Regions from separate parts of the Homo sapiens genome. Here all the other regions are linked to region 1. A link is an interaction called in ENCODE POLR2A ChIA-PET data of the cell type or tissue named here. Cell type or tissue: Panc1. All regions are shown on one strand. Each heading gives the region's core, and the rest is flanking DNA. Links, peaks and the distances in the headings are about the cores only.

What was found. ChIA-PET counts read pairs that join two places held together with the same protein. Peaks named below come from ENCODE experiments on the same cell type or tissue, not always from the same donor. Only the 100,000 strongest peaks of a DNase experiment are listed, where the experiment ranks them.
Region 2: POLR2A ChIA-PET joins it to region 1 with 8 read pairs; 1 of 35 experiments calls an interaction of 5 or more read pairs at or near these places.
Region 3: POLR2A ChIA-PET joins it to region 1 with 7 read pairs; 4 of 35 experiments call an interaction of 5 or more read pairs at or near these places.

The regions. Positions count from the first base shown.
Region 1 is chr3:149,212,938-149,218,080 of GRCh38, forward strand. The region is part of intron 1 of CP (ceruloplasmin); the gene reads right to left. Among named protein-coding and RNA genes, the nearest start is that of CP, 6.3 kb to the right of the region's middle. In Panc1, for the core only: no CTCF peak of the experiment used is centred there; no DNase peak of the experiment used is centred there; H3K27ac peaks cover 2,500 bases.
Region 2 is chr3:149,517,714-149,520,213 of GRCh38, forward strand. WWTR1 (WW domain containing transcription regulator 1) reads right to left here. Exons shown (of 7, transcript NM_015472.6): 7 at 1-2,500. Among named protein-coding and RNA genes, the nearest start is that of TM4SF4, 44 kb to the left of the region's middle. In Panc1, for the core only: no CTCF peak of the experiment used is centred there; no DNase peak of the experiment used is centred there; H3K27ac peaks cover 2,029 bases.
Region 3 is chr3:149,145,572-149,148,071 of GRCh38, forward strand. The region is part of intron 5 of HPS3 (HPS3 biogenesis of lysosomal organelles complex 2 subunit 1); the gene reads left to right. Among named protein-coding and RNA genes, the nearest start is that of HPS3, 17 kb to the left of the region's middle. In Panc1, for the core only: no CTCF peak of the experiment used is centred there; no DNase peak of the experiment used is centred there.

The DNA.
Region 1 (5,143 bases), core at 2,644-5,143:
GAAATGTAGTGCATCTTACTGAAGTATTTTCTCCATGATTTTTATATTAAGACACAGGCATATTATGTAATGGAATAGAATACAAAATTAAGTTGAAATATTAAAATAAAGCAGTTAATTAAGACATTTTTTCACTTCTACCTCTCTTAGCTACTGGAAAAATTTGAGTTTATAATTAATCAATCTGGATATTTGAGACTTCAAAGTATGTGTGTGTATATTTATATATTTTTTTCCTTAAAGTAAGATTAATAAAGCTAAATTAATTCTTTTATATTTCTTTTAACAGCACTAAATCAAAGCTAGAGTTGTTGATGCATGCAATGTGTGTGGTTTTTAAATTACTTTTGAATTTAAATAATCCCTGTGTTTTTTAATCCCTCACTAGTACAGATACTTAACATTGAATGTTTGTATTCTAGTGAATGTCCATTAATAGTTGCTTAAAACTTTCTTTAAAATATCAGTGAGGTAAATAGCAATCTGGAAAAGAAAAGATGGAAAGAAAGTAAATTTGGTTTGAATTAATTTCTTGTGTTATCAACCTTAACTGAAGGCTTATATAGCCCAGTGGGATCTATTCATGGGCAACATCATGTTGCCATTTGGCAGGACCCACTTAGATTCTGGCCTTTGGCAAGCCCCTCCACAACCAAGGCTCTTCCATTTGAATAAAAACTGCTCATCATCATGGGTGTGTGTGTGTGTGTGTGTGTGTGTGTGTGTGTGTGTGTGTTGCCTTCTTTCATCTTATTGATCTTTGATACTTTACCAATTTCTACTCAACATTTGTGGGGCCGAGTAATCTGACTGAGGAATAAGTTTTGTCTTGTTTCCTCAGTTGTAAGCTCACTGGTAAAAGTGAGATATATTTTTCTTTCCCTTCTTTAAGACAAGAGCAGAGCTTGTGTGAGAGCTCTGGACTTTCACTGCTACAGAATTTAAAGATGTGGTTTTTCAAAAGTCTAAGGCCTGATGTTTCTTAAGTCTGAATATGCACAGGAATCTACTGATGAACTTAGTGAAATGCAAACTCCTGGGACACAACTCCATTGATTCTGATTCTGTGGGTCTGGGGCAGGGCCCAGGTATCTGCATTATTAACCAACACACTGGTGTGTTTTGATGAGATAGTCTGCTCTGGGGCCCTGGGTAACCTGTGTTGAAGAGGCTCTAAGGTTGAAGATTAAGAGAGCTGCCCAATCCCAGAAGCAGTGGGATTCCTGATACCATGAGACAGAAAGGTAGAAAACTCGGTTTCCAGGTCATACCTGGAAGTGGCAGGACCTCTGCGGTGGAGGCTATATAGATTAAGCCTGAGTGCTGGGGCCAGGTACCATGGCCACTTGGCAATGGTCCTGGTGGCTGAGTTTGGGCAGAGTGAGCAGGTGTTGAAAATAAGAGTCACCATTCTCTGGATTGATCAAGGAATTTCTATGATGAGCGTTTCCTCCTAGTCACTACCATATACCAATACACTGGGAATACCAATTTTCCTGAATTGTATAAACCCGAATTCCCAAAGAAGATAAAATTATTCACTAAAAAAATGACTGAGATGATGTTTCCCTGTCCATCCCCTGTCCTGGTGGGAGGGCTAAGCTAGAAGTTAGAAAAATAAAGTGTCATTATTTGCAGCCTGTGTGGAGCAGCAAAACTGTGAGTATACCCTCATTTTTTCTATTTGTTTTCACTTTCTAATTGTTTGTTGCCATTTCCCAATTTGTTAAAGCAAAATAGGAAAAGATTGGGAGAGACTTCATGGACACAGGTAGGCATGGGAAAAGGGCAAGACACTGGGGTGAACTCTGTCCCTAAACCCATAGCAAGGAATGCACAGAAAGAGTCTTAATAAATATATGTCTTAACAACAGCAAAATTGTTGCATCAAAGACTACTAAGTTTAAAAGCAGAGAGTCATTCAGTCCATATGACTGAGAGGAGGTCAATAAGAGTGCAATTTCAGTTAGGTACACAACTGCAGCTGCAAAGTCTACAGTACAAAGGTACAATTCCACTCTGGTCCCACCGGAACCCTGGACCAATCAATCTCACAGAGACTTGTCTAAGCCCCAGGGTAAATTTTCTTAAGAGTCTGAACACACTTTTATTTCTGAGAGATTGATTTGATAATATTTGGAGACTTTACTCCATGCTTTACCATGTCCTATTGGTACACATCTTACATAGGCCAAAGTTAAAAGTTAGCCCTCAAATTCTTAAGGCTTCATTTAAATAAAATGTTTCTTTATATTTTCTGAATGTAAATACACTTTGGCATACATCATGTCCTATTTTGATAAACTATAGCAGGCTTTGTCAAAATGATTTTATTGCATTGAAATGCTCCTGTATTAATCATTTCCTAAAATAGGAAGAGCATTGCCATAAACAAATACCTAAGACCAAGACCAAGACCTATATTGCCTAGGCTTTGTAACTAATTTTTCTAGGCAAAGTTTTTTGGGGGGGTTAAAATTGCTTTTAAAATTATTGATCTGAAGGTATAACATATCTAGGCGTTTTAACATCTGAAATTCCTTTTATACACATTGCAATATGCAAACTGCTTTTTGCATCTTGCCTTTTATTGTGAAAAAAACTGTCTTAACCAAACTGGAAAATATTTTACACTGTGTGACACTTTGGGAGAAGTCTATTTGTTTATGCTTTGTCTCCAAATAAACATTAAAAGGTCATTAGGGGCTCTCTATTTAATTTCGACAGCACAGCTTGAGGACAAAGGGCCAGTTACTGGAAGCTTGCAGGAAGTTTGCCAGTTAGATATTCAGCCACAAGAATCTATTATAGCTGTTCTTTCAACCAAATAATTCACATTTAATTGTAGTTCTTCCTGTTGACAACTGTAGTATGTTCCTTTCTACTCATTACTGTAGACATATCTCCCTTCAAGTAATCAATCACATTCTCTCTTTTTAGCCCCTTATTTAAAAAAAGAAAAGCCCGCTCCTATAATTTCTGGTAGTCTTAGACCCAGAAATGAGTTTTTAATAGTAGCATAACTATTTTTTAGTATTGCTTTGGTAAGATATTAATAATGCTATTCCCTCCCATAAATTTAGAATTCACTCAAGTGATCTTGGTTTATGCTTAGACGTGGTTCCCAAAACTTGGGTATTATAGGTGAAAAGTTTCTGGATTTTTGACTTCATTAATTGAGACATATATTTTTTATTGCTGCATAACAAATTATCACAAAGTAGGTTAAAACAACACCCATTTATAATCTCACTATTCTATGGGTCAGAGTCTGGCATGGTGTGGCTGGGTTCACTGCCTCAGGCATCACCAAGCTGAAATCAAGGGGCTGCTGAGCTGAGTACTTATCTGAGGCTCTGTGGAGAAATCTGCCTAGCTCATTTGGGTTATTGCCAGAATTCAGTTCAGTGGGGTCATAGAATTAAAATCCTTGTTTGCTTGCTGGCTATGGGCCGAGAGCCTCTCCCAGTTTCTTAAGGTCACCCGTATGCCCTCCTAGGTGGCCCCTTTCATCTTCAAGTCAGCTTCAGTGTGTGGACTCTTCAGATAATCTCACTGACTAAAACATAAATCATGAGAGTGATGTCTCATCCTGTTCACAGGTTCTGGAGATTTAGGATAGGATTTCTTCTGGGAGCCACTTTGGAAATGCTGCCTACCATAAACAAGAATCATAAGGAAAACAGTCAAAAATTAACTGCTGCAAGAATATGGCAGAGACTCAACCTAGGTATATATAACACAAATTCAAGTGATTTGCCGGTTCTAACCAGCCTTCCTCCACTGGCGCAGCATGAATGCAGTACCTAGTGAATTTTCTTTTGTCTGTGTTCTCAGGAGAAATAGGAACTTGATAATAAATGGAATTTGGTCAGTGTGAAATGTTAGTCACTTAATTAGCTCTTCCATACAAGCTGTCTTGTGTGAAGTGTTTGGAAGTGTACTGCACTAGCTATTGCTTGCTTTTTTTTTTTTTTTTTTGAGATGGAATCTTGCTCTGTCGCCCAGGCTATAATGTAACGGCGTGATCTCGGCTCACTGCAACCTCCACCTCCTGGGTTCAAGCAACTCTCCTGCCTTGGCCTCCTGAGTAGCTGGGACTACAGGCGCACGCCACCACACCTAGCTAATTTTTGTATTTTTAGTAGAGACGGGATTTCACCATGTTGGCCAGGCTGGTCTCAAACTCCTGACCTTGTGATCCACCTGCCTTGGCCTCCCAAAGTGCTGGGATTACAGGTGTGAGCCACCACGCCCAGCCCTATTGCTTGCTATTTTTTATTTGGCAACCTTGGAGAATGAGTCATTTAAAGTAAATTTTCCAGAAAATTTTAGCTAGTAATTGTACCTATTTAAGAATCATTTAAAAATTTAAAAATCATTTTTGAAGGGATGCTATATAACTTGGGAGGCCACTAGGCTGAGACAACATCAGCGCCTTGGGTTCCTACGTAAGCAAACCAAAACCCAATTCAATGTAGTAAACAGTAAAATGAAACTTCGAATCTGTAACTAGAGACTTTACCAATCAGAAGCCGCCAACTAACATCTAACTAGGGAGTCTCCACTTTAACCAGTCTAATATCTATTTCTTAGTCTGAGAATACGTTATAAAAGTTTCCTCCCTGCCCAGAGGAGCATTGACAGAACTGCTTGTGGTCTTAGGGCACCCAATTGCTGTGGCTGAATGCTTGAATAAACTTGTTAAACTTTCAATATGCCCAAGTTTATCTTTTAATAGGGGTAAAATGAATGTCATTAGTGCAAGCTTTTTCTTTAAAAATATTTTATTTGCTTCCCTGTTTTCCTAAACAGCGGATATAATGGAAAAAAAGTAACTTTTTTGATAACAATAGTGAAATGAACACTTATTGAATACTTATTATATCCTGATCACTCAAGATCATAATTATAGTAATTATGATTACCGTAAGGTGGAATGTTCTTTGTTGTCTAGTTTTTTGGTCAGGATTTGAGCTGTTATTTCTTCTTGGTCATTAGGCCTGCTTATAGTGACATCTTCACTGTACCATTTGTTTTGGAAACCTCTAATGGAATGAAAAACCCGGTAATAATGTTTGTAAGAACTGTATGTTAAGAAAGTTGCCAAGCCTGAGTGAGAGCCTATGAAGTCAAGTATAAA
Region 2 (2,500 bases), core at 1-2,500, 300 kb after region 1:
GCATTTCACATCCTAAATAATACGGTGAAACACTGTCTAAAAATTACTTAGATTTAACAGAATTGCAATTAGGTTTTGACAATGTATTTACTTCAAGACAATGTATTTTATCAGGAAAAAATATCTTGAAAGAAAGATCTCTGAAATTATTTTTCATTTGATACGCCTTTTCTGTGACAAAATTTTGGGGTGAAATGATGATGTTTACTGATTGATTTAGTACTAAAAAGACTAGTACTAAGAAGACTAAAGACAGTTATCTTATAATAAGAAATATAGTATAAATAGCACCTTATCAAGAATTCTGCAGGGGTTTTAACACTTACAATAATAGGAAATAGCCATTAAAAAGTTGCTCTAACTTTAGATTTCTAACTTTAGTGTTCTTTAACAAAGGCCATATTTTGTGGCCTTAAAAACAAAAAATTATATCTGGCTTTATCTATTAGTAAACACAAAGGGTCCATATTTTATTCTGAAAAAATATTTATTATATTCATTCATAAATGTTCTAACTAATTTAACTAAAAAAATCTTCTAGTATTTTCTGATGCCACAAGCTTACTAGAAAATTACTTCTAAAAATTGGTAATATAAATCATCAATGATTTACCTACTTTAAAAAAGAGGGGTATCTGTTTCTCTTACATTTAATAACCTGAAAATGAGTCTATAAAAATATTTTTTAAAAATACAGTAACACTGCTGAGTTTTGTTAGGTCCCTTGTTTTTTTAATTTTTTATTTATTTATTTATTTTTAGCAAGAATGTACAATTCTTTTTGCAATTTTTTGCTAACAAAAGACAAAAAGAAATAGTGCTCCCTTCAATTTAGTAGCAATAAAATCATCTATCTTCATCTCTCTCAGAGGGCTTAGGGAGAGTGAAAGGAATTAGAGGAACATAAACCATGGGTCCTTCAGGTAAAATAAGTCATTTCATAGTGATGGAGGCAACAGCAGGCTACGCTCTTGTCTGCCTGTACGCTCAGCATCAGCATGCCCTGCCCCTCCTCCTCCCACATAAGGTGCACCAAAGCCTTCTTTTCTTCTACAACAGAGTCTTCCGGTATAAAGGTGGCAACAGAAAATTGTTGCTTTGTCCTTTTGGGGCATCTCTTGCATCTCCTGCTTGTTTTGCTTTTGGGGTACTATAACTTGTCTCTTTCCATTTCACAACTAGTATCCTTTCCACGATATTCCATAACTTTGCTACTTCATCTCTGACCTTTTCACTTGCCTTCTTTCCAACATGATCCAATGTACTCTGTACATGTATATTCCGGTAGATCAAAAGGAATCTTATTTAAGATCCCCAACAAATAAGTCCCCCATGGAAATTGAAAGTATCCTCTCAGAGACTCAAATTATTAAAGTCTTTCAAAAAAGATTAAATTCATAGATTATAAATAATATTAGTTCAAAATATTAAACAGTTGAGGACTTCATTGGCAATGCAGGCAGACTGCATGCCAGTTGAACATGATGCTCTCTCAGTCCTTAAAAGCTAATTAAAAATGGTTTTGGTTACATAAGAGGTATTGAATACATATTTCATGCCTTTTTATACCAACTGTAGCAAACAGGATTAGGATAATATACTTAGGAATCAATTTTACTGAATTCAGAAACATTTATCTCCACCATACACCCTCAAAGGGCATTTTTTTTTACATGTCAGTCAGAGATCTGCTTCATCCTTCAGTTTCATAGATAGAATTATTTTAAACACTTGAAATCTAGGAAGCAAACCTGACAAGGCTTCAGAATTTAAAAAGCAACAGCTCACTGTGTGTGGTGTGCTATCAGGTTGAAATCTATGTTGTCCTGATGTTTTCAGAGTTATTTCAAAAGACAAAAATACAGTTGCCACTGATTTATCAAAAACATTTGGCTGCCTTTTGTCATCAGCTACAAAATTACAGTGCTTTATAAAATAAACATCAAGGCCGGGTGCGGTGGCTCACGCCAGTAATCCCAGCACTTTGGGAGGCCGAGATGGGTGGATCACCTGAGATCAGGAGTTTGAGAACAGCCTGACCATTATGGTGAAACCCCGTCTCTACTCAAAATACAAAAAATTAGCCGGACGTGGTGGCAGGTGCCTGTAATCCCAGCTACTCGGGAGGCTAAGGCAGGAGAATCGCTTGAACCCAGAAGGCAGAGGTTGCAGTGAGCCGAGATTGTGCCATTGCATTCCAGCCTGGACAACAAGAGCAAAACTCGATCTCAAAAACAAACAAACAACATCAAGAAAAAAAAAAACCATCAGATTCTAAGCTGCAATTTTTTAAATCCCCAGTTGTAATATTTCAAAAACTTTTGTTTGAATAAAATGCTCATAATTAGTACCAAACTGGTCTCTTTCACAAGATCTGTAGTGTAAGACCTGTGACTAATGCTGCTGCTGCTACTTTCCCGCTGGAGGGACTAAGTTGTCTAGATGCTCTGCAGTAAAATAACGAAAGATAAGCTACAATAGGACTGTGTGCCTTTATAAA
Region 3 (2,500 bases), core at 1-2,500, 70 kb before region 1:
CCTGTGAGTCACTTATTTGTAAATTTTTGAGGTACTTCCTAAATCTGTGAGAATTGTGTGAACTAGCATAGAGTACTATAAATGCATGAGTTACATGTCATTGTAAGTCTGTCTTTTGATGACCCATACCTGCCTTTTCAATGTCAAAGATTTAGACTCTGGTTTTGTCTTTGTTTGTTTCCCTAGACTGGATAGGGGTCCCTGTAAGGAAGTATAAGGTTCTTCATAAAGGAAGACTTTCATAGGGAGTTTTAATGAAAAGTCAATGCAGCCAGTCAGAGCGTCTCTTTAAGTTTCTTTTTAGATTTCCTAAATTTTTTTTCTCACTGCTACCATATTTTTCTAGTATAAATTGAGTTATTTATAATAGTTTAGAACTGTGAAGGGGCCAGAGAGATGATCTGATTCTCTCCTTGATTGGCACAGATAGGGAAGTTGTTACAGAGAGGTTAGAATTGGCCAAAGTCATGTGCTAATTGGTGGCAGATGTGTTGAGTTGCCTTCCCCTATTATGCTGGCATGTAAACTGGGTTCACAAGCAGTAGCTTGATTTCATTTCCTTTTAATCTCAGCAGCATATGATGGTTTTGGTTCTATTTCCTGTTTTTTGAGCTTAGATTATGTTCAGGGCACTTCCTTGTGCCCTCTGACCATGCAACTGTGAATAAGATACACCAACCACTTTCTAAAGCAACAATAGAAGAGAAGGTTAGAGAGACACACAAGAGTCACAGACACTAGGAGATTTGCGAAAAATGTCTTAAGACCTCATGAAAGTGCCATTGACATTGGGAGGAGGGAAGTTACTTCTGGCTAAGTTGTATGGGGAAGTTGTGGATAGCTGATTGTGTTTGAAGTGAAGCATGAAAGCTAGCTAGAATTTTGGTAGATGAAGATTGAAAGAGATGTGCATTATAGATTGAAGGAAGACTATAAACAAAAACTGTATCAAGTTTTTAGGAACATCCAAAAATTAATTGCACAGGACAGAGATCACCCCACCACTGAGTGGTAGTATCACAATCTCTAGCAGGTGCTGGAGATTCCAAACTGCATAGAACCAATCTGGAGATTCTGATATCCACTCTTAGTGGTTGCACTCCCTTCTCCACCTGATTTCTGGCTTAAGGAGAAATGCTGCTGATGGCAGTGTGTTTCTTAAGTGAACAATGTGGAGGTAGCTACTCTTTCCAGTGTCCAAAGTGTTGTGTAGTGATGTTCTTTAAATATGAAGAAGCTGAAAAGTAGACAGGTGGTGAAAACAGTGCTTGAAAAGAGAGCTCAAGGATTTGAAAATTAAACTAAGGACTTTTTTTTAAAGTTTTAACCAGAGAAAGTAATATGATCAGAACATTGTTTTAGGAAAATTAATGGTGGCTGTTGTGGAAGATGGATTGAACATAGATAAATAAGCTATTGGAATAGTTCAGGCAAGGATATTAAGGGGCGGTATTCAGGCATGGTAGTGTTAATGAAAGGAGAAGGGAGGATGCATGGGAGAGGCTTCAGTGGGAAAGTTAAAAGACTTGTCTGATGGGATAATGGGGATGTAGGAGGCATGAAAAATCCCACCAAGGTTTTGCCTGCTTTTATGAAACAATGGAGGCTGGTGAAATGTGGGGCAAAAGAGATGTTTGGTTTAGACATTTGAGTTTGAGATGCTTATAGATTATCAAGACATAATGCTAAGTAGGCTTTTGGACACATAGAACTGTAGATTAGGGTAAAGAGGAAAGCTTAGAAGTTTTACTACCGCCAAAAAAAAAGTTGATTATTAAAGTAGTGAGAGTATGTAGATAGTGAAAAGTTATTAAAGAATTAAACTCTGGTGAAGGTCTTGCTCAGCAAGCAAGAGGAGAAAGACAAAGATTTTTAAGGATGCAGAAGAATCTAGGAAACTATACCATCTCAGAAACAATGGAAAAAGGGAAAAGAAAGGAATATACTAATTTCTGTCCCATCATATAGATGTAAAAGACTATCCATCTTTTTCCCATCTGATTGCATATACTTGAAGTACACTGAGAATTTAGTGAGTGGACCCACTAAATCTGTTGCCCCATCTCTCTTATTTATAAGTTATGTACATATTTGGAGTGTAGAGCCCTGAAAGCATTATATTATGGGTTTGAATGGACTTGTAATGCGTGGGTTTTGACTGCCTCCAGACAGGACATTTTTGAGCTTTTCTTATTATCAGCACTAAAGGAGACTGACATCATTAACTTCACTGTGAAACCATTAGACATTAGAATAGCAGTTGTTTTATGTAAATTCAGATTCTTAATAAGAATCTCCACTCCTGTTTTTCAAATCAAATCGGAGTTTCTCTTTTGTTGCCCAGGCTGGAGTGCAATGGCGCGGTCTCAGCTCACTGCAACCTCTGCCTCCCGGGTTTAAGCAATTCTCCTGCCTCAACCTCCCAAGTCGCTGGGATTATAGGCACCTGCCGCCATGCCCGACTAATTTTTTTGTATTTTTAGTAGAGATGGGGTTTCAC